2 separate regions of the Homo sapiens genome follow, and region 1 is linked to region 2. Evidence: read pairs that join two places in POLR2A ChIA-PET (ENCODE). Cell type or tissue: OCI-LY7. All regions are shown on one strand. Each heading gives the region's core, and the rest is flanking DNA. Links, peaks and the distances in the headings are about the cores only. Region 1 has its middle 82 kb from the start of PPP1R12A-AS1. Region 2 overlaps PPP1R12A (protein phosphatase 1 regulatory subunit 12A).

The links. ChIA-PET counts read pairs that join two places held together with the same protein. Peaks named below come from ENCODE experiments on the same cell type or tissue, not always from the same donor. Only the 100,000 strongest peaks of a DNase experiment are listed, where the experiment ranks them.
Region 1: POLR2A ChIA-PET joins it to region 2 with 5 read pairs; 2 of 35 experiments call an interaction of 5 or more read pairs at or near these places.

What each region holds. Positions count from the first base shown.
Region 1 is chr12:80,011,447-80,022,900 of GRCh38, reverse strand. No RefSeq gene overlaps it. Among named protein-coding and RNA genes, the nearest start is that of PPP1R12A-AS1, 82 kb to the right of the region's middle. In OCI-LY7, for the core only: no CTCF peak of the experiment used is centred there; no DNase peak of the experiment used is centred there.
Region 2 is chr12:79,922,533-79,933,986 of GRCh38, reverse strand. The region is part of intron 1 of PPP1R12A (protein phosphatase 1 regulatory subunit 12A); the gene reads left to right. Among named protein-coding and RNA genes, the nearest start is that of PPP1R12A, 6.8 kb to the left of the region's middle. RefSeq lists an enhancer at 1-70. In OCI-LY7, for the core only: no CTCF peak of the experiment used is centred there; a DNase peak (open chromatin) is centred at 5,736; H3K4me3 peaks cover 907 bases.

The sequences.
Region 1 (11,454 bases), core at 1,192-9,191, 89 kb before region 2:
AATCACTAGGACAGAGCCTTCATGAATGGAATTAGTGCCCTTATAAAAGAGATCCAGAGAGATAGTCACCCTTTCTGTTATGTGAAGATACAATGAGAAGTTGCCACCTATGAGCCAGAAAGCAAATCCTCACCATATACCAAATATGCCAGTGCCTTTATCTTGAACTTTCCAACCTCCATAGCTGTGAAAACTAAATGTTCATTGTTGATAAGCTACCCAGTTCATATTTTGTGATAGCAGCTCAAAAGGACTAAGATAGTATAAAAGGAAGGTACCACAAAATGACAAAGGCCATGTGTGAAAAGTTCACAGTTAACAAAATGCTCAACAGTGAAAAACTAAAAGCTTCCCTTTAATGTTAGGAACAAGACCAGGATACTCACTCTCACCACTTCCACTACATAGTATTGCAAGTCCTAGCCAGAGCAATTGGGCAAGAAAAAGAAATAAAAGCCACCCAAAGGAGAAAGGAAGAAGTAAAATGGTCTCTGTTTACAGAAGACATCCTGCAACTTTACTGAAATTGTCTATTAGTTCTAACAGAGAAACCTAAAGACTCTACCATAAAACTGTTAGAACTAATAAACAAATTCAGTAAAGTTGCAAGACACAAAATCAACATACAAAAATCAGTAGCATTTCTATACACTAACAACAAACTATCCAAAAAAGAAATTAAGAAAACAATCTCATTCACAAGAACATCAAAAAGAATAAAATACTTAGGATAAACTTAATCAAGGATATGAAAAATCTGTACACCAACACCTATAAAACATGAAAGAAATGTGAAAAGACACAAATAAATGGAAAGATATCCCATGTTCTTGAATTGCAATAATTAATATTGTCAAAATGTTCATACAACCCAAAGCAATCTACATATTCACTGTAATTCCTATCAAAATTCCAATAGCATTTTCTGCAGAAATAGAAAATATAATCCTACAATTTGTATAAAACCATAAAAGATTCTGACTAGCTAAAAAAATCTCGAGCAAGAAAACACAGCTGGAGGCATCATATTTCTGATTTCAAATTATATCTTAAAGTTATAATATTCATAAAAGTATGACACTGTCACAAAAACAGTACTCAACATCACCAATCATCAGGAAAATGCAAATCAAAACTACAATGAGACAACATCTCACACCTTGGTGGTTATCACAAAAACAAAAGATAAGTGATAGAGGTGATGTGGACAAAGAGGACATGTACGCTATTGGTGAGACTATAAATTGGTACAGCCATTGATGAAAACATGCAGAGGTTCTCAAAAAATTAAAAATAGAACTACCATATGATCCAGCCATCCCGCTTCCTGGTATGTATTCAAAGGAAGTAAAATCATCTCAAAGAGCTATCTGCACTCCGATGTTCATTCATTGTAGCATTATTCACAATAGCCAAGATATGGAAACAACCTAAGTGTCTATCAATGGATGACTAAGAATAGATAAAGAAAATGTTGCATCATATATACATTCATATAATATGTAGAATATTTTTCAGCTTTTAAAAAGAAGAAAATTCTGCCATTTACAACAACATGAGTGAACCTGGACGAAATTATGGACATTTTGCTAAATGAAATAAACCAGACACAGAACAGCAAATACTGTATGATCTCATTTATATATGGAATCTAAAAAAAAAGTTGAACTCACAGAAACAGAGAGTAGACAAGGCAGTCATAAAACGAATAGGTTCTGGAGACCTAATGTACAGCATAGTGACTATAGTTAATAATAATGTATTATATACTTGAAATTTGCTTAGAGTATACAGATATTAAGTGTTCTGCACAGGGGGGAAGGTAATTATGTAAGGTAATACATATATGAATTAATTTGATTGTGGTAGTCATTTTATAACATTATATAATACAATTTTTATCTGACAATCATACCTTAATAAAGCTGGGGTAGAGGACAATAACTGAAGGCATTAATAAATGCTACTAACAATATCTTTAGGAGCTCGTATTATTAGCTGGGCAGTGTTTATGGCTCTCAATGGAAATCATATCTGAGAATAGTAATGGCTGGGGGAAAGAGACTCAGAAAATGCAAGAAAAGGACTTGAACTCTGGGCCTCTAGAGGAGTCGTATACCCTGACATTACCCAAAACGAAGGAGAAATGGAAGGAGAGTAGGAGAAATGGAGAATGAGGGTGGTGGAGTTCCCTTTCTCAGATAATAATCGTGAAAATAAGGTCTAAGCTTCTGGGGCTCAGTGAAGTCCAGGATCTGTGGAGTCATATTGGCTGCAGGGTACATATATGCAGACAGATAAGACAGCTCATAGAGACCCTATAGCCCTTAATGGGGGAGACTAGCAACAAAACATTTCTCCTTCTCTAAAGACCAAGATGTAGTTCAGCAGCAACTTGCAAGGATTGATAAACAAGAACCAGATAGATAATGTCCATCTCAGTACACTCCTGAATGAATTGGTCAAAACAACTGAGGCCAGATGTAAAAACCTCAGATCTCCTTCACGCCACTCACTTGATAGTATATAAAAGGTGCTTGAAATTGGCCATAAGCTTGGAAAAAGGGATGGTGAAATCCTGAGTTGACTAAGAGCACATTTCATCGCTTTGTGCAACAGGTGCTCAAAATGGATATTAATTTCGATCATAGAAATGTCACATACAAGTTTATGTTTCTTACATGTACACATTTGTGAACTGATTGTGCTATAACTTAGCTCTTCAATTCCTGCCTTTGTGAACTGTGATTACTTTGGGACACTGTTCTTTCCACCTAACTCCTGGGTTTCACTGCTTGCCTGATGTGTCATCTTGTCTTACTGAAGGACGACCCCATCGGATTCTAGACTTCTGATGTGTGGATTAGGAACATGAATTTGGTGTGTGTGTTTGAATGTAATTCCAACTATAGGTAATTTTCTGGCTTTTGATAATCCAGTCTTCCCCCACAGCCTTTAGCAAGGCCATCCTAACCCCGAGCCTGCTCTAGACATACCCCACATTCTGATTCTATCTTATGTGTAGTAAGATGAGATCACCCTCTCCAGAATGCTGCCTTAATCGGGCTTCCTCCTGCCATACGTCCACAAAAATAAATCTTAAAAAAAAGAAAAAGTCTTCATCTTGCTAAAGATTTTGACTTATGTAACCAAGGAAAACTTTAACATCTGTATATTTTCCTTTCTATACCTTTAAAATGCAAATAATGGCTACCCCTCCATGATGCCAAAATATGCAAATATTTTTAATGTTTTGCAGTTAAATAAAAGCCAATTTCCTCCTACTTTTTTCGTCAGGACATCTTCTTAATATTAAAGCTAGTATAGGATAGGTGGACATTTTTTGACACCAGATTATCAGAAAGACACATATTTCAGATCAAAAGTATTGATTGGTTTCTCTTGGGATTGTGATAAAGCAGTGAAAAGTTTTTCTATATCAGTGGTCTGAAAAATCTGGCTTCCTGACCTCTTCATCCTAACATTCTCAATGAAAATCATACTGGGATTTGTATCCAGGTAAAACAAAGCAAAAAGCCTAACTAAAAGTGCATAGATTTCCCCTATGACAGTTCATTTTCTTCCCAATAGAGATCTCCTGGCTCTGGGAAAAGGTAAAGCATTATTGTGTCTTATATTAGTTTGGTAGAGCTTCTATAACAAAATACTACAGGCTGGGTGGCTTAAACAACAATTTATTTTCACAGAGTTCTGGAGTCAAGAAGTCCAAGATTAAGGTGTCAGCAGGTTTGTTTTCTTCTGAGGCCTCTCTCCTTGGCTTGCAGATGGCCGCCTTCTCCCATTTCCTCACATGGATTTTTCTCTGTGCACACACATTCCTAGTGTTTCCTTGTGTTCCAAATTTCCTCTTCTTATAAGGACACCAGTCACATTGAATTAGGACCCACCCTAGAAGCCTCATTTTAACTTAATCACCTCTTCCAAGGCCTTATCTTCAAATACAGTAAAATTCTAAGGTACTAGGGCTTAAGGCTTCAACATATGAATTTGAGAGGAACATAGTTTAGCCTATAATACTTGTCTTTTCTAAAATTAGACTAAGAGCAATAATCATGAAAAAACATAGTCTTTTAAGAAACAGATTCTTCTAGGGTTGATAAAGTATTTTAGGAAGCTGTACAGAATTGTTTAGATTAATGATTTCCTATAGAATACACAGAAACATTATTTCATGTTATCTAAACTATAAGAGTCTGTGCAGCCTCCTAAGAACTCTTAGAACCACAGAATGCTTTGTATCTTGGGAACATCTGTATCATTTAAAATCATGTTTACTTTGATCATTCTGTTATAGAATCCAGTATGCACTTTATAATATAAACTCTCCTTAGACTTCTTTTGTTTCTCAAGCTAATTTTATATCCTTTCATTCACTTTTGCCCTGGGATCCAATTCCTAGGAGTGAAAACTACTTATTTTAAAATGTGTACAGTCTTCCTGGGGATTATTAAAGTTTCATTGGTAGAAAATGTATCCTTTCAGATTCTCTGCTTGCTTGTCAATTCACGATTTCTTCAAAGCCAAATTCTTGTTGCTGACCTCACTCCAATGAAGGTCTGCCTCAGGGAGAGATTCCATGTATTTAGCGAGGTCAGGACCAGACCGTGGCATCCACATTCACCTCTCTACACTTTAGAAAAATGTATTGGTGCCACAGGGCACCAGTAAAACCAAATCTTTGTTAGACAACAGATTCATTTCTGTGTGAAACCATTCACCGGAGAGTAACATTTCACTTTTTTCTCCTTCAGAAATTTTTTTCTCAATGCTTCTGATAGAAAATCAGCTAAATCATTATTTTTAAAATTCTTACTGCCCCGTTCCGTGTTTCATGCTATTAAATTATTGTAATTACTTCAGATTACATACTGACATTGCACACAAAATCCATATACTGAAGGCAAAGTTGTTTAAAACACAAATAGATAAAAGATTTACCAGGCATCTGACTTCCCACATAGTGAATGGAAACTTTGCTTTGTAATTCTCGGAAGCCCCTATATTTTTCATAAATGACTTAACAAATTTAATTAACTTTTTTCCTTGTTAGCCATCTGTCAGAAGAGAGGACTTTGGGGATATAACATTAATATATTTGGGCATTGAAAAACTGCTGCAAGGGAACAATACTGTACATATTTAAGGCCAGTATCCAAATATTCTGGAAAGCTGAACCACATAAATATAGAACAGCCTCACACTTTACACCAGTCACTACATAGTTGGGAAACTATGCATCAGTTAAACAAAGAAATCAAACACATAGGGCCTGCTACATTTAAATATTTAAGTGCAATATTTTAAACAAATCCTATCATTGTAGTCCACAGGATTTCCAAGGCAAAAAGTAAAGTCTGAGCTTTTTATAAAACACCTTTTTTTTTCTTGAGAGTTTGAACTTCACACAATAATGCTTTTCATTTCTGTACTTTCTCCAAATGTTTCTGACTTCTTAGAGGCTACATTGTTTTGGAAGAATAAACTGTGGATTTTCCAAAGAGACTCTCTCTCTCCCACTCAGCTGCCCTGAGGGAGTTAGAGCCTCTGTACAAAACTTATTTTAATTTCCTTCCCCAAAAATGATCAAATAAGGACTGTTTCCCCACCAACATTTCTACGGCAGGAGGCTCTGACAAGTGCAACCTGTATCACCATAAATATCTTCTTCTCTGTCCTGCTCTGGCATGTCCAAAGAAAAAGATAATTTAACACAACCAACCATGCTAGAATCAGGACTCCAACGATTACAAAGATACACAAGGTGAGTATACAATTATAAGTTGGAAAGTGGATACATTGAGTGTCTCTGGAATTCTGCCATTCACAATTGGGAAAGCTCAACAAAAGCTAAAGAATCAGAACAATCTCTTTTCATAAAATGCTCCTGCTTGTCACCAAAATAGACATTTATTGCCTGCACGATTCTCAGCATCCTGGTTCAAATAAGGATACTGCCTATTACATATTCTTTACTATTTTGGAGTTGCCATGGCAGAAAAGAGAAGAGATATTTTTGTTGATGGAATGTCTCTTAACAGAGCTCCTTATTTTGGCCTTCCTGACTTTCTGACGCAGTTTTCAGATCACTTTTAAAATACTTCCATGACTTAATTTTTAAAAATTATTTGAAGCGATCAACATTTCAGCATCCCAGAAAGAGTAAAAGATACATTATTAAGTGTGTAAATGGGCAGATAATCAGGATTTATAGATACGGAGTTCAGATGAAAAGATGGATGATCTGTCAAAATTTTAATGAGCTCTTTAACTTTCAGTTCAAACTCCCCTTGTTTTTTTCTCAGCACCTCTTTCTCTTTTCCTTTCCCTTAACCTTTGTCTTCTAGGTATTCATTACTGTATTATCATTTAAAAACAAAATTAGTGTATTAGACTGAGCTAGGTTTAAATTAGTTTACACTAATTTAAAAACAAAATTAGTGTATTAGATTGAGCTAGTATATTAGATTGAGCTAGGTTTTTAATTAGTGACTTAAAATAACAAGTTTCCCCTTTTTGCCACACACCGAATATTCTTTGTGGGTAAGTAGGGGGCTTTGCTCTATGTTACCCTCCCTCTGGGAATCAGAGTTTTCAAGTACTGTTTATCTAGAAAGGGGCTGACACACTATGGCCTGTGGACTAAATCTGGCCTGCTGCCTGATTTTATATGACCCAAGAGCTAAAACCACTTTTTAAAAAAAATAATAATATTTTGTGGCATGTGAAAATTATATGAAATTCAAATTTCAGTGTCTCAAATGAAGTATTATTGGAACATAGCCGTGCTCATTTATTAATGTATTGCCTATGGCTATTTTTGCACTGCAACGGCAGAGTTGAGTAGTTGCAACTGAGACCATAGGGCATGCAAAACCTAAAATATTTATCTTCTGGTTCTTTACAGAAGTTTGCCAGTCTTTCAGTTACAGCATGTTTAATCGCCGTGGCTGACAGTAAAAGAGAAAATGGTAAATTATGCACTGGCTCTATGGGCTTCCAGAGGAAGTGACACATAGACTTCTGCTCGCTGTTCATTGTGCAAAGCAAGTCACATGACTACACTGAATTTCAGCAAAAGTGTAGGGAAATACAATCCTACCATGTACCCAGAAAAAAGCAAAAAAAAAAAAAAATTGATAGCACTGATAACTATTAGAAAATCTTAATTATAGTACAAGATAAATACAATTTCTATTTTATAAATAATCTATTATTTTTTCCAGAAAAGATGGCAAATTAACAAAGCTACCACCCCTAAAACCAAACTCTGACGATGTCACAGAAATGACATAGAAATTAAGGAATCCCAGAACTTTGCACCAAAAGGTTAAGAAGCTCTTAGGGAGAGAAGTTGAGGTCAAAGCCTGGTATAACTGGGGGAAGGATATTGAGAGTAAAATGGAAACCTAATGTAGAAGAAGACTGAAAAGCAGTAACAGGGGAAGGCTGGCAGATAACTTGGTAATGATGCCCACTTATTTTCACAACACTACCCTAGGATGTCATTGCTCATCTCTTTGCAACAGTCAAACAAAGCCAGCCTAGAATCAACAGGGAGATACTAACATCAAAGTAGCACAGGAGCTCAGGAAGAGTTAGGATGAAAAACTACAAGAACAGGCAGGCTGGAAAAGAATGCTGAAAAAAAATGATAATTTTAGTAGATTAGTTTTTAAAAATTAGTAGACTTCTTTAAAAAAGGGTTGTTTTTTGTTTGTTTGTTTGTTTTGTTTTGTTGTTTTGCGTTCTTTTCCAAGATGGCAGAATAGAGGCTTTTCCAGCACACTTCACCCACTTGGAAGAAGCAAGATAGTGTATAGAGATTCATGCTTTGACGTTTTATCCAAGAAAGAACATGAAAGTTCAACAGAAAAGAGAAAGAAAGAGAGAAAGAAAGAAAGAAAGAAAGAAAGAAAGAAAGAAAGAAAGAAAGAAACAAAGAGAGAGAGAGAGAGGAAGGAAGGAAAGGAAAGGAAAGGAAAGGAAAGGAAAGGAAAGGAAAGGAAAGGAAAGGAAAGGAAAGGAAAGGAAAGGAAAGGAAAAAGGAAAGGAGCAAAATAGTGTACAGAGATTCACACTTTGAAATTTTATCCAAGAAAGAACAAGAGAGTTCAACAGAAAAGTGAAAGATACTTGGAAAGAGAAGGTAGGCAGGCACCCCACACGGCCGGGTCCAGCTGAAAACCACAAGTGAATCCCTAATACAGGAGAGCATGAGTGAGTGTCTCTCTGTGATCCATCTTCTTAGTGAGGAATTGTGCAATCCAGGTCACAGGAGAACACCAGGACACTCCCAAGCCCTGGATCTAACTTGGGGGCAGCTAGGAGACTGTGAGAAGGAATGTCTCCAGGAAGTGTCCCACACATGTTCCCAGACCTAGGCACCAATAGAAGGATGCCATTCTTGATCTTAGCTCCTAACAAGCTGTGCAGGATCCTGCAAGCTAGAAGCAGTGGTAGCCATCTTGGCATTAGAGAGACTCGAGCTGGGGATTGGAGATCTGGGGCTTTAGCAGGGAACTGGCTCCCACAGCCAGAACTGAGAAATTAGTGTAGTATGTGCACCAGCTGCTGGCACTGGAACCAGGCTCCTATCCTTCACAGGAAAGAAGCAGGAGGAGAGTTGGTCGGTCAACACAGTTTTGACTGAGCTGTGAGTTTTACAGCCTAGGGAAGCTTCGCTGACTGGAAGCGAACCTCAGTGACTAAGTAAGTGTCCCAACTTGCTGCCACAGTGGGGATGAGGTAGTTGCCTTGCTGGGTCTGGGGCATAAGAGGAGAGAAGGTCCCACTTCACCTGCTAGGCTATGGCACTATGGCCACTCTTTCTTCCCCAAACTGAGACCTCAGCACAGCAACAGCCACTATGCTCCTCACCCAAGCATTTCTCCAGGCCACTGAGGACTGCCCCCTAACCCTGTCAGGGCTAGTGCTTATGCCCAATATTGGGGAGCCCAAGTTCAGGCCCTGTTCCAATTCCATCTAGCTTTGCCCAATCTCCCAAGACAGAGCACAGGACCCAGATCATTGAGCATCCCACAGCCCAACCCATCACCTGAGACACCTGAGAATTACACATGTTAATAGAGGTCAAGAATAAATCCTATTGCCACCACTGCAGCAGGCTCTTACCTGAAAGCATCATCTACTGGCCAGGAGGTTGACCCACATAGCTCATTACAATATCTGCTGATACATGTACACAATGCCCAAGAATAAAATGATGCTCTTGCAACCTATGCTACCACTATTGCCCATAAACCCTGGCCACTCTCAGGAGGTCATAAGCCTGCTCACTCATCCAGTATACCACTACTACAACTGATGTTTGAGAAAACACCAAGACTGTTTATAACCTAGGAAGTCATACAGAGTCTTCACATTGAGCACACCCAGAGGCAAAGTCAAATGGTCCTAGCAAACTTACTTTATACTCATACCCTTAAGACAAAAAATAAAGTCTTGCCCCAAAGAAAGTAAATTCAAAAACAAGAAGCTATTATTTCTCCAGTCGTGCTGAAAGCAGAATAATAATATGGAAAGCATGAAAAAGCAAGGTATTATGACACCACCCCCCTCCAACCCAAGGAACACAGTAATTCTGTAGCAATGGATCCTAACAAAAAAGAAATCCTCAAACTGCCAGATTAAAAAACTCAAAATAGTGAATTTTTTAAAAGCTTGAAAACCAATAGAAAGAAATCAGAAAATCAATTCAGGATATAAACCAAAGATTTATCAATGATATATATTATCTTTAGAAAGAAACTGAAGAGAAGTTCTAGAAATAAAAAAAATCATATAAGGAATTACAAAATACCTTTGAAAACTTCAAGAATAGACTAGACCAGGCAGAAGAAGGAATCTAAGGAAGTCAAGATGAAAAAAAAGAATTCTAAAATCAACAAGAGAAAAGTGTCATCAACTATAAAAGGAACCCATCAGACTAACAATGGACTTCTCAGCAGAAGTCCTACAAGCCAGAAGAGAATGGGAAGGGATTTTCAAATTGCTGAAAGAAGAAAACTGCCAATCACAAATTTTATATCCAGCAAGATTAAATGAAGGAGAAATAAAGTCTTTCCCAGACAAGCAAATGATGAAGAAATTTGTCACCACTAAACCAGCCCTACAAGAAATTCTCAAAAGTATCCTAAACATGGAAACAAAAGGTCTACATTCACCATCATAAAAACATACAAAAGTATAAAACTCACTGTCATATAAAACAATTACACAGTGGAGAAATAGATAGGAATCAAATGTCAACAAACCAGAATTCCACCAAACCACAAAGACAGGCAGAGAAAAAGATAGAAACAAGTGATTTATAAAACAAGTAGATAACAATTAACAATATGTCAAAAACAGAACTTCATATAACAATATTAACCTTGAACATAAATGAATTAAATATTCCACTTAAAAGATACACATTGGCAGAACAGATAAAAAAGAAACATGATCCAACTATATGCTGCTTACAAGAAACTCACCTTATTAGTAAACACATTTAGACTGAATTAAAGGGTTGGAAAAAGATATTCCATGCAACAGAAACCAAAAGCAAGTAGGAATAATTATACTTACATTAACAACGACAACAACGAAACAGACTTTAAATCAAAAACAGTAAAAAACAGACAAAAAAAGTATTTTATATAATGACAAAAGGGTCAATTCAACAAGAGGATATAACAACCCTAAATATATATGTACCCAACAAGTGGAGCACCCAGATTCATGAAACAAATATTACTAGACCTAAAGAAAGAAATAGACAGCAATACAATAATAGGGGGAAATCTCACCATCCAACTCACAGCACCAGATGGATCATTGAGACAGAAAATCAACAAAGAAACATTGGACTTAAATTGGACTTTACACTAAATGAACTTAGCAGACACATATGGAACATTCTACCAACAACTGCAGAATATACCTTCTACTCATCAGCACAGAGAATATTTGCCAGAACAGACCATACGTTAGGCCACAAAACAAGTCTCAAAAAATTTTTCAAAATCAAAATCACATCAAGTATCTTCTCAGATTACAGTGGAATAAACCTAAAAATCAATACCAAGGAGAACCTCAGAAACTATACAAAAACATGGAAATTAAACAGCATGCCCCTAAACACTTATGGGTCAATGATGAAATTAAAACAGAAATTTAAAAATTTGTTCAAATGAATGAAAATAGAAACACAACATACCAAAACCTCTGGGATACAGTAAAAACAGTGCTAACAGAGAAGTTTACAGCATTAAATGCCTACATCAAAAATTAGAAATATCACAAATTAACAACCTAATGTCTCACCTCAAGCAAGTAGAAAAACAAGAACAAACCAAACCCAAGGCTAGCAGAAGAAAAAAACAAAGATCAGAGCAAAACTAAATCAAACAGAGATTCCAAAACCAAAAA
Region 2 (11,454 bases), core at 1,479-9,478:
CGAAGTTTGCCGCAGTGTCAGAGATCCTTGAGCCCCAGGTCCTCGGGTGTGCACTGGTGTTAGAAAGAGAAGAATAAATAGGGGACACTCTTTTCAAAGCCGGTTACCAAGCTCTGGTTTTTCTTTTGGGGTTGGGAAAAAAGAAAGCTGGTCACAAACTTTTCTCAAAATGGATGCTTTGTGCATATTAAAGTTTTATAGTAGTCTGATTGGGATCTCTCAATGTTAGCCAAATAAGGAGAAACTATTGGCAATCCAGAGATAATGTTGCCTTGCCTTTAACAGGCCAAAAGCAACACAACCACGTAGAGTTATGCATAAAAAGCAATTTTTAAGTGACGGTAATAGGTGACAAAACATAGGCTTTTTCTATTTTCTTAGCGGGCAACTTGGAATAACTGTAATAGAAAATGACTTTGCAGCGATAGCTTCCCCTTAACAATGAAAAGACTTGTAAGCTATCTCAAAGTTGCCTTGGTTGTGTGTGGAAGATGCATAGCCTTATTTTGAATAATGTTGTAGTAAAAACTTGTTTGGGAGGTTGAAACTCAAGGCTTTATATTTCATGAATATTAACTTGATGCCTTTTAAAAAAAAGGTGTGTAGTGACATTTTTCCTTGTCCTGCTTACTGTTTAAGGGAGTGATGACCATTTTAAATTTTGTGTAATGGAATTCTCTTATCAGACTTGGAGTATAGCCTTTGTTTACAAAGTTGACTGGATATATTGAAATGATTGACACATTGCAGGACAAATATGGAATTAAAAATGTGGCACCCAGTAAAAATATAGCAGGGTGTCTAGCGCTTTCTCAATTTCATTAATTTAGATTCTCTAATGCATAGCAAACTTTTTATTTGGGTGAAGTTTATTTAAGGCATATCATAACTCGTAAAATTTTAAAACCATGGTGTTGAGAATGAAGGAAACTTTTGGCATTAAAAATGATAATGTAATTATATAAGATGAATCTTCAAATTTCTTTCAAGTGTACTTTACACGTTTTAGTGTGAAACAGATTTTGAAAGACGATTATTACTGTAGGAGGTCAGGATAATTGGATAATGGTTCGCATCAATATGTTTTATTCAAATTGTCAAATAGAAATTTAAAGTTACTATTGTTGTGGAGGAACCCAGTTGTATTGGCTTAGAGGAAGACGAAAAGTTTTGATATTTACATTATTGTGATACTGGTTTAGGGAGGAAGAGAAAATACATTTAACTGCCTTCTTAAGATCTTTTTTTCTCCTCTCAATATTCACACGTTACAAGAATTGTCAGACTTACCAATGTCTTCCTGATTAACTGAATTCAGTGGTCAGTTTGGTGTTGTGTAGATATATCTTTATTGGGTATTTTGTTTTAGTTGACAAACAGAAGTTTCTAAATTTACTCCATTTGCGTAATATCTTTCTGTCACTTTTTGTCACTGTGAGTGTGGGTTTGACCCGATAATCTCCAACCGCCTCCCCTTTTCCATAACATTTTTCCATATCTGCAAATGCCTTAAATCGGTGAAGCCAAAGTCTTTAAAATATCAAGCATTAAAAATTTGTGTTATGTTTTCTTCACTCTCATTTCTTATTTATCAACTCTTGTACTTTTTTCCCATTGTTACTATGAAAACAGGGAGTTCACTTTGGGCAAATTTAGGACAACAGTTAGTGAAAGACAATAAATAAAATTAAAAACCACACACACACAAGAAAATTTTAAGCCTTTAAGAAATCTCTTGAACTTAGCTTGTTTTCCATACTTAATTGTAAAAACTAAAATCACTGATTTAATAGTCCTTGAATAGTTCTTTAAAACTTTAACCTCTCAAAAGATCGTAGAATACCTAAAATGTATAACGGGGTTAATTGTTGATTGTTTTTTGAATATTCATTTACTTTCTGGTTTTGATCAAGTGTTCTAAATTTCATTGTCAAGAGAAAAGTTTTAGGAACATCACAACCCACAAATATGCTTTTGAAAATCGAATATTTTGCTTTTACTTTAAAGAGCTTATATTTAAAGGTTTATTAATTTGTTGAATGTGCTACCTCATTAGAAGTTATAAAAGATATCCAGTCTTCAGCTGTTCTTTTTGTATAGAAATGTGTCCTCTGTATAGAAGAAAAAGCAGCGTTTCTTGTCAAATTTCCTATCTTAGTCTCCAGAGTAGCCTTTCTCCCCCACCCACTCTACCCAGGACCTGACCCCCAAAGCTACAAAACAGCACAAAGTTAACCATAGATACAAATTTCTGGTTTTTCTAGAACCGAGGTCTAGAGTAGAATTTCATTATTACCAATGGGGCAATAATCAGCTTCTGATTTTATAGCTACCTGGTAGAGTTTTACAGTATGTGATTATATCTCTATTTTAGCATATTTTGTAAAGATTTAAGGAGATTAATAAAGTTATATATAGAATGCCTTATTGCTGATTCTTACTGATACTGGTGTGCATAAAATACAGGGCTGAGATTTTTCTCCAGCAGTTTTGAGTTTAGCCTGTTGATTTTAGCCTTAAAATCTTTTCTTTTTCCTCTGTGCCAGTGACTTCCAAGTCAGTTTACAGTTCCCTCATTTCTGCAAAGCTCCAAGCCTCATTTCCATTTTTTGGGGTTATGTATTGATTTGAAATGAAATATTAAATGTATTGTAATTTTATATTTAATAATGTCTTTTAAGTAGTAATATAGTAAATACAAGTTCACCCCCTTTGCCATAGAATGGCAACTACTGTATTCACGTTAACCTTTGTGATTTCTTCAAAGGATTTCTTATTGTTCAAATATAGATTTTCATAGTTGCAATTCAGTATTATAATTTTACGTTTATCCGTTAACATTAGAGATACTTATCTTTAGACTTTACCAGCATCCTTTTTAACTAATTATTTTAAAAGTATTATTAATTTGGTGGTAAGACAATTTTACATCGTCAGGAATTTCTTTAAATTCAACCTAAAACAGGTCTATCTTTCTTCATCAAGTCTACTCTTCTCATTGATGTTCCTGTTTCTGTTAATGATGTATTAATCTTTAGAATCAAGTTAAACATTTTAGTTATTGTTTACTCATTCCCCTTGTCTATGCATAATCCAGTCTGTCTTCTAGCTCAGTCTTTTCTTTACAATTACCTTGGCATCAGTTCTTTTCTTTGCCACTTTTTACTGGCAACCTAGTTCATACCTTTATTATTTTATTTTATTTTATTTTTTTGAGATGGAGTTTTGCTCTTGTTGCCCAGGCTGGAGTGCAATGGCGCTATCTTGGCTCACTGAAACCTCCACCTCCCGGATTCGAGCGATTCTCCTGGCTCAGCTTCCCAAGTAGCTGGGATTACAGACGTGTGCCACCATGCCCAGCTAATTTTGTATTTTTAGTAGAGATGCGGTTTCTCTATGTTGATCAGACTGGTCTCGAACTCCTGACCTCAGGTGATCCACCTGCCTCGGCCTCCCAAAGTGCTGGGATTACAGGCGTGAGCCACCGCACCTAGCCTTATTTTTATCCCTAGAGTATAGTAATAGCTTAATTGTTTTTCCTGCCTCTATTCTCTCCCTTATTTAATCTAGCATGCATATTGCTGTCATATTAATCTTTGAACAGTATCATTTTGATGGTGTTATTCCTCTCTCTAAATTTGGATATAGTACATTTTATCATTTAGCTTATGGTTGATACATCTCCATTGTGTTGTATCCTTTATAGAAATTGGTTAACTTGCTTACGTTTCAACTAGATCTTTACATTTTTTATTTCCATGCCTTTAGCCATGCCTTTTATCCTCTCTCCCTCGTTTGCCAATTAAAATTCTAGTCATTGTTCAAGATTCACATTCTCTTTTCTGGGGTGTTCACTGTACCTTATATTCTGCCTCTCCTGCAATAAAAACACTTTTTACTGAATAGTGTTTGTGTTTGTCTTCCCTTGTAGCCTCTGAGGACCTAATCTTCCACAATTTTTGTATTTCCAGAGCCTAGCACATAGTAGATGCTCACTAAAGGTTTATTGAATTTTTATCTTTTTACCTCATCAATAGGAAGTTTTAGAGTTATTTTTATGTTGTGAGATATATTTTTGAAACCTTCGCATCAGATACTTAGCGTATTGTTCTTGCACATAATGGAATTTGTGTGATTATGAAACAAATTAAAAACTTTGTTGTAGATTTCAATATATTTTAATATCTTGAGATTTTAAAAAAATCTTTTTTTTTTTTTGAGATGGAGTCTCATTCTGTCACCCAGGCTGGAGTGCAGTGGTGTAATCTTGGCTTACTGCAAACTCCGCCGCCCAGGTTCAAGTGATTCTCCTGCCACAGCCTCCCAAGTAGCTGGGATTACGGGTGCGTGGCACCATGCCTGGCTAATTTTTTTTGTATTTTTGGTAGAGATGGGGTTTCACCATGTTGGCCAGGCTCATTTCGAACTCCTGACCTCAAGTGATCCGCCCGTCTTGGCCTCCCAAAGTGCTAGGATTACAGGTGTGAGCCACTGTGGCCGGCCTAAAAAATTCTTAATATCGACCTCCTTTCTATTAAATTTTAAAGCAGTCTAGATATTGGTTAAGTGGTAGAAAAATATTATATCCAGTTGAGTCACTAATTAATTACTCACTTTGTAAGAGTCTGAGCTAGATCCTCTAGAGCGGGGGTTCACAAACGCTGGGCCGTGGACAGGTCGATCCACGACCTGTGAGGAACAAGGCCACACAGCAGGAGGTGAGCGACACACTGGCAAGCTAGCATTACTGCCTGAAATCCACCTCTTGTCAGATCAGCAGCGGCATTAGATTCCCATAGGAGTGCGGACCCTATTGTGAACTGCGCTTCTGAGGTATCTAGGTTGTGTGCTCTTTATGAGCATCTAATTCCTGATGATGATGTGAGGTAGAACAGTTTCATCCGGCCCCACTCCCCAACCCACATCTGTGGAAAAATTGTCATTCACAAAACTAGTTCCTGATGCCAAGGTTGGGTACCACTTCTAGAGGAATACAAAGTAGAATTAGTTCCATGTTCTATGCTATTAGAATTTTAAAATAGTTTTTCTTTTACTTTCCAAAACAGACAGACTTACAGATAGGTTTAATATGAAATCCTTTTGCTTTTAAAATACAAATTTGATCTACTTCTAAGGGAGCCATTTTAAGCATCTTTGTAAAATATGTGATCCTCTCGTCAGTAAAGGGAATACTTTTGTGTAGTCTTCTTAAGATGTGAAGTGTAAAAGAGACTGGAAGCAATTAATTTTGAGTTGCTTGTTAGCAAATAGTTTGATTACTATGTAAAATCTGAATTAAGAGTTTATAGTTTGTAACTGTTTACCCTTTTTTTGATGGAGAATGTTAAGATCTTGGAAGAACCTACTGGATAACTTTTAAAGAGCATTAAAATTTGTGTCTAAAAGAATGTGCAGTGTAAAATATTTCTCTGCATAGTTTTCTTTTTAGAAAAGCTGTAACACTTTATGCTCATGCCTTTCAAAAGTTTTTATTGAAATCATCCTAAATCCATTTTTAAAAACCTACCTAAACAAACAAATAAAACCCTCCCAACCCCAAACTGGCCCCTCACTTCCTACAAATAAGTGGGCAACCCTAGCCATATATGGGGTGTGCTGGTAGGGCACCAGTGCCCACACTGCTGCTGTTCTAATGCTTTTTCTGTAGTTGCTGCCTCTGTGCTTCCTGGCAACACTTTTGTGGTCTGACTTTGAGGTGTCATAACCAAGACCATCTTTCATGTGCCTCAGCTACAGTATGATTGCAAGCTGTGACTGAGCATTTTCTATAGCCAGGTAGAAACACTGGATGGAATAGAGGAAGTGTTTTTCATCATCCATTTGTTATTACCACATTTAAAAATTACAGTTCACATAAGAAAAGTGTTTTAAAAATCTTATTAGATGATTTTTAAAAGAAAACTATTTAAAAACCTTTTAATAGGGGGAGGCATAAAACGTTGTTTTGTTACTACCATAACATGTTACTTCTTGACACTATATGAAGTTGCTATTTTCATTGCCTCTGCCTGCAAAAAATTGCCATCTTTTACTCCACCCTTCTTTTGAAAGTTTGTGGGGCTCCACAATAAGGTTGAGAAGATGATGAGGTATTGGCATTTTGGTATACCTCTTTGAAAGGTTGAAGAACTCCAACAATTATAAGTTTATTCTCAGTTGGAGTCAGATATGTAGTAGCCATGACTTAATCAGTGTTTTATTGAGGAGCAGTGCTTTTCCAAACAATAGTTTAATTTTCACAACATGCTTTTTCACTTGCTCAAAGTTAACAAGAAAATAAATGGCAGAGCTGGAATTCTTATGCAGGTCTGTTTGATGCCGAAACTCAAACTTTACCCTATGCCAGGTATCTTCTTTGAAGTCTGAAGAAGAAAATATTCTTAAATCTTTTCATCATTATGGTGGTGTTTAGTAATTGGAGGTTTCTCTGTAAATTAGCTGAAAATCAAGTGAAACACACATATAATTTTTTTCTTCATCCACATTTGTTTTAGCTAGCCCATACTTTTAAGACCTTTCTATGGTAATTGAAGTGCAGTAGTACTGTATCTAAATTAATCTCAGAATTCGAAATTGTCCTAAATTTTAGGAAGTGCCAAGATTATTTTTGACTTACCATTATGTGCAGAATATATCAGCAGCAACAAGAAACACTCCTTTTTTCAGGACATAGAATTTAATTTTTAACTACCTTTATTTTTCTTTACCCTAATAGCAATTTATATCGTTTCAGTTGTTGGGTGTGTGTGTGGGTGTGGTGTGTGTATGTGTGTTTTGAGACAGGGTGACAGACTCTGTCACCATGGCTGGAGTGCAGTGGCATGAACATAGTTCACTGTAGCCTTCCTGGGCTCAAGTGATCCTCCCACCTCAGCCTCCCGATCAGCTGGGAATACAGGCATGTGCCACCACTTCCAGCTAATTTTTTTTTTTCTTTGACAGAGTCTCCCCGTGTTGCCCAAGCTAGTCTCAAACTTCTGGGCCCAAGTGATCCTCCCACCTCAGCCTCCCAAAGTGCTGGGATTACAGGCGTGAGCCACTGCACTTAGCCTGTTTTAGTTTTTTTTAATCATTTACAGTAAATTTTTTATACATACGTACATGTACATATTTGATTCTTTTTAGAGACAAATTGTAGGAAACTTCATACCATGGATACTGGGGGTGGGGGGGAAGAAGTCCCTTATATACCCTTAAGGTAGGGACTTTGATTCTTTTTTTCTTTAAATCTCCTTTTGTATCGGCATTTTGTTTTAGTAGGTACACAATAAATATTTAATGATTAAAAAAAATTGGACACAATGTAAACTAATATTTTGAAGAGCAGAATTCATAGAATATTAAATAATTGGGTAAGTGTAACACACTGACAAACTTTTAAAATGTCCTAATAAAAAAGCTTATATCAACCACTTACTTTTATAATACTTACAATGTAAAGGTAGCCATTATTACAATCAAAACATTTATTAGGTGGCTGGGTATGGTGGCTCACGCCTGTAGTCCTAGCACTTTGGGAGGCCTAGGCAGGCGGATCACCTGAGCTCAGGAATTTGAGATCAACCTGGCCAACATGGCAAAACCCCATCTCTACTAAAAATACAAAATAAAAATTAGCCAGGCATGGTGGCGCATGCCTGTAATCCCAGCTACTCAGGAGGCTGAGGCACGAGAATCGCCTGAACCCAAGAGGCAGAGGTTGGAGTGAACTGAGATCATGCCTCTTCACTCCAGCCTGGGCGACAGAGCGAGATTCTGTCTTAAAGAAAAAAATTATTGGGATGTTAGATTTATTTTTGAAATGAGATCTATTACTGATTATCAATAGACGCTTCAGTTTATGTAACTTAGTTTAAAAATTCTTTAAACAAATCCTTGAGTGTTCATTTAGAAAAGTAATCTCTAGGCTGGATGCAGTGGCTCACACCTGTAATCCCAGCACTTTGAGAAGCCAAGGCAAGAGACTTGATCCCAGAAGTTCAAGACCAGCCTGGGCAATATAGGGAGACGGTGTCTCTACCAATAAAGAGAAAAGAAAAGAAAGAAAAAGAAAAGAAATCTCTAGCATGGTAATATTAGAAATAATGCATATTTTCTGTTATTTTACTGATACTTTTTTTTTCCAAATAACATTTTTACTATGGCTCCCTCTATGTCAGTATTTTCTGACCTTATTAGTGTTTTGGTTGTTTATCTTTGCATTGTTATGCTGGCTAACCATAAAAAGACACGCTTGAGTTCTGTGTTACTGCCCTAAGTGTGCTTGCTGCTCAACTCAAATGCTCTTTCATGGGAGGAGACATTCCACATTGTCATGTGTTGTATAGGCATTTCTGAAATGACATTCAGTAGAAACCATGGAAAGAAGTGAAAGCATTCCTCAGCTGTCACTTTTTTAGTAGTCTATTTAAATGTTATGTATATTAAGTGAGATATTCTGCAGAGAGAGCTTCACTTAATAAAAAGCTTTACTTTAACTTGATGATTTAACTCACATTTGAGCTGAAATTACTATTTTCTTAGTTTAACATGACCTCTAACAATAAAATCATAAGATTGTACAAAGCTCATGTCATTTTCTTGAATACTGCATAGTGCAGAGGAGAATACATTTTGTGAGATGTCACTTGGCACCCTCTTAAAGATTAATAACCATGTGGGAAAGTATATTTTCATGGACTGTTACACACACACACACACACACGTACACGTATGCACTCAACCTTTACTTGTAATAAACATCCCAAATTATATATATTTTATTAGCCTTCAAAATTGTTTTAGATGGTTATAAACTTATTTGAATATTTATATTCTTGCATGGAACACTTCTAGAGCTTTTCTGTTGGAGTTTCAGCTCCAGAACATTTTTTTAAAATATCCTCAGTGTTGAGAGTTTTTTTTTCTTTCAGGAGAGTTTTTAAATTTTGAAAATGATATCATTCGAAGATGCATCTGGTGAATAAAGGTGGATCATGTAGTCATCATGGTTAATAAATATCCGTGATTACATGATATTTTCTAAAAAGCTTATTCTTAACTGGAATATGATCATAAATGTCACCTTGGATTTAAGTTAACTCTTTACGTTGTGTGGATTTGAGTATGCTTCAGAATTTGTAAACCTAAAGTACTGTTCATTTGTGTTCTAGATTTTGATGAAACAAGTCAATGTTATAGTTTGTGAACATAGTCTTTTTTGTATATGTTTGTGTTTTCTGCAAAAGATTTCGGTGCTGCCTGGCACAGTAGCTCATGCCTGTAATCCCAGCACTTTGGGAGGCCGAGGTGGGAGGATTGCTTGAGCCCAGGAGTTCAAAACTGGCTTGGGCAACAAAGTGAGACCTTGTCTCTACAAAAAATTTAAAAATTAGCTGAGCATGGCGACACGCATCTGTGGTCCCAGCTACTCAGGAGGCTGAGGCAGGAGGATTGCTTGAGCCCAGGAGGTTGGGGTTGCAGTGAGCTGTGATCACGCCACTGCATTCTAGCCTGAACGACAGAGTGAGACCAGGTCTCACATTTTAAAAAAAGGTTGTGATGCTGCTGGCTCTAGATCATGACACTATGTCATTAAGAACTATTGTTTTTCTCAAAGATATTTTAATTTCTACAGTTTTTCTTAAAAGGTTTGGACAGATGACATATTCAGCAATTTCTGTATTCCTTCCAAGTACATGGAATCTACTTAAGAACTCTGTAGCATATTCAAGATTTTTTCTTTTAAAATGCCTATTGCTGTTTAACTCTTTGAACCATCATTTTTTACAGTTAAAATGCCTTTATATTGTTGATCTTCTCAGTGTTTTCCATTATTTTTTGATATACATGAAAATTTAATAAGTAATTATTAAGTCTTCAGTGTCTTGCTTTTATATGGGTCATCCCCATCTCCTTTTTTTTAAATTTTATTTTATTTTTTGAGACGGAGTCTTGCTCTGTCTCCCAGGCTAGAGTGCAATGGCACAATCTCGGCTCACTGCAAACGCCGCCTCCCAGGTTCAAGTGATTCTCCTGCCTCAGCCTCCCGAGTAGCTGGGATTACAGGCGTCCACCACCACGCCCGGCTAATTTTTCTTATTTTTAGTAGAGACTGGGTTTCACCATGTTGGCCAGACCGGTCTCAAACTCCTGACCTCAGGTGATCCACTCGCCTCAGCCTCCCAAAGTGCTGCGATTACAGGCGTGAGCCACCGTGCCTGGCCTCTCCTTTTTATTTTTAAACATGGCTTACTTTTGTATGTTTAATGTTGTATGTGAATTTTATCCCAAATAAAAATAGTTGTAAAAGTTTAAGAATAATTATTTAATTAAAACACTAAAGACAAATGTAAAAAATAAAATGTTATCCAAAATTTCGGGACTGGACTTTGCTCCATTTAAAAGTTTAACATCCTTTTAAATATCTCTGTACAAGTATGTAATTTTCTATAAATGGGGTCATACCTAATTTTCTGGTTTATAACCAGTTTTGAAACATTATGTATTTTAAGAAACATTTCTGTGTTAAAGAATATTCATATACATTTTCCCTTTTAATGAGTGTATCGTATTCCATTGTGTGTGCATGTGCATATACATCTTGGAATTTATTTTCCTAGTCCTTTCCTGATGAACATTTAGTATATTTTCCACTTTTTATCATATGGTGAATATTATGTACATCTTATTTATTTATTTATTTATTTTTTTGAGACGAAGTCTCCCTCAGCAGCTCAGGCTGGAGTGCAGGGGCGTGATCTCGGCTGACTGCAACTACCGTCTCCTGGGTTCAAGCGATTGTCCCATCTCAGCCTCCCGAGTAGCTGGGATTACAGGCACCCGCCATCATGCCCGGCTAATTTTTGTATTTTAGTAAAGATGGGGTTTCACCATGTTGGCCAGGCTGGTCTTGAACTCCTGACCTCAGGTGATCTACCCACCTCGGGCTCCCAAAGTGCTAGGATTACAGGTGTGAGCCATCGCACCTGGCCTATACCATGTACATTTTTACTCGCTCATCACATTGTATTCCTTAGGATTGTTCCTTAGAAATCTTATCTGCAATCTTATGTTTTGCTCAAAATAACATGCCATTTAAATGATTGTTTATACAAAATACTTTTTAAAAAATTTTTTACTTTTAAGTTCTGGTATACATGTGCAGAACGTGCAGGTGTGTTACATGGGTATACTTATGCTATGGTAGTTTGCTGCACTTACCGACTCATATCTAGGTTTTAAGCCCTGCATGCATTAGGTATTTGTCCTAATGCTCTCCCTACCCTTGCCCCTGAGCCCCCGACAGGCCCCAGTGTGTGATGGTCCTCCCTGTGTCCATGTGTTCTCATTGTTCAACTTCCACTTATGAGTGAGAACCTGAGGTGTTTGGTTTTCTGTTCCTGTATTAGTTTGCTGAGAATGATGGCTTCCAGCTTCATCCATGTCCCTGCA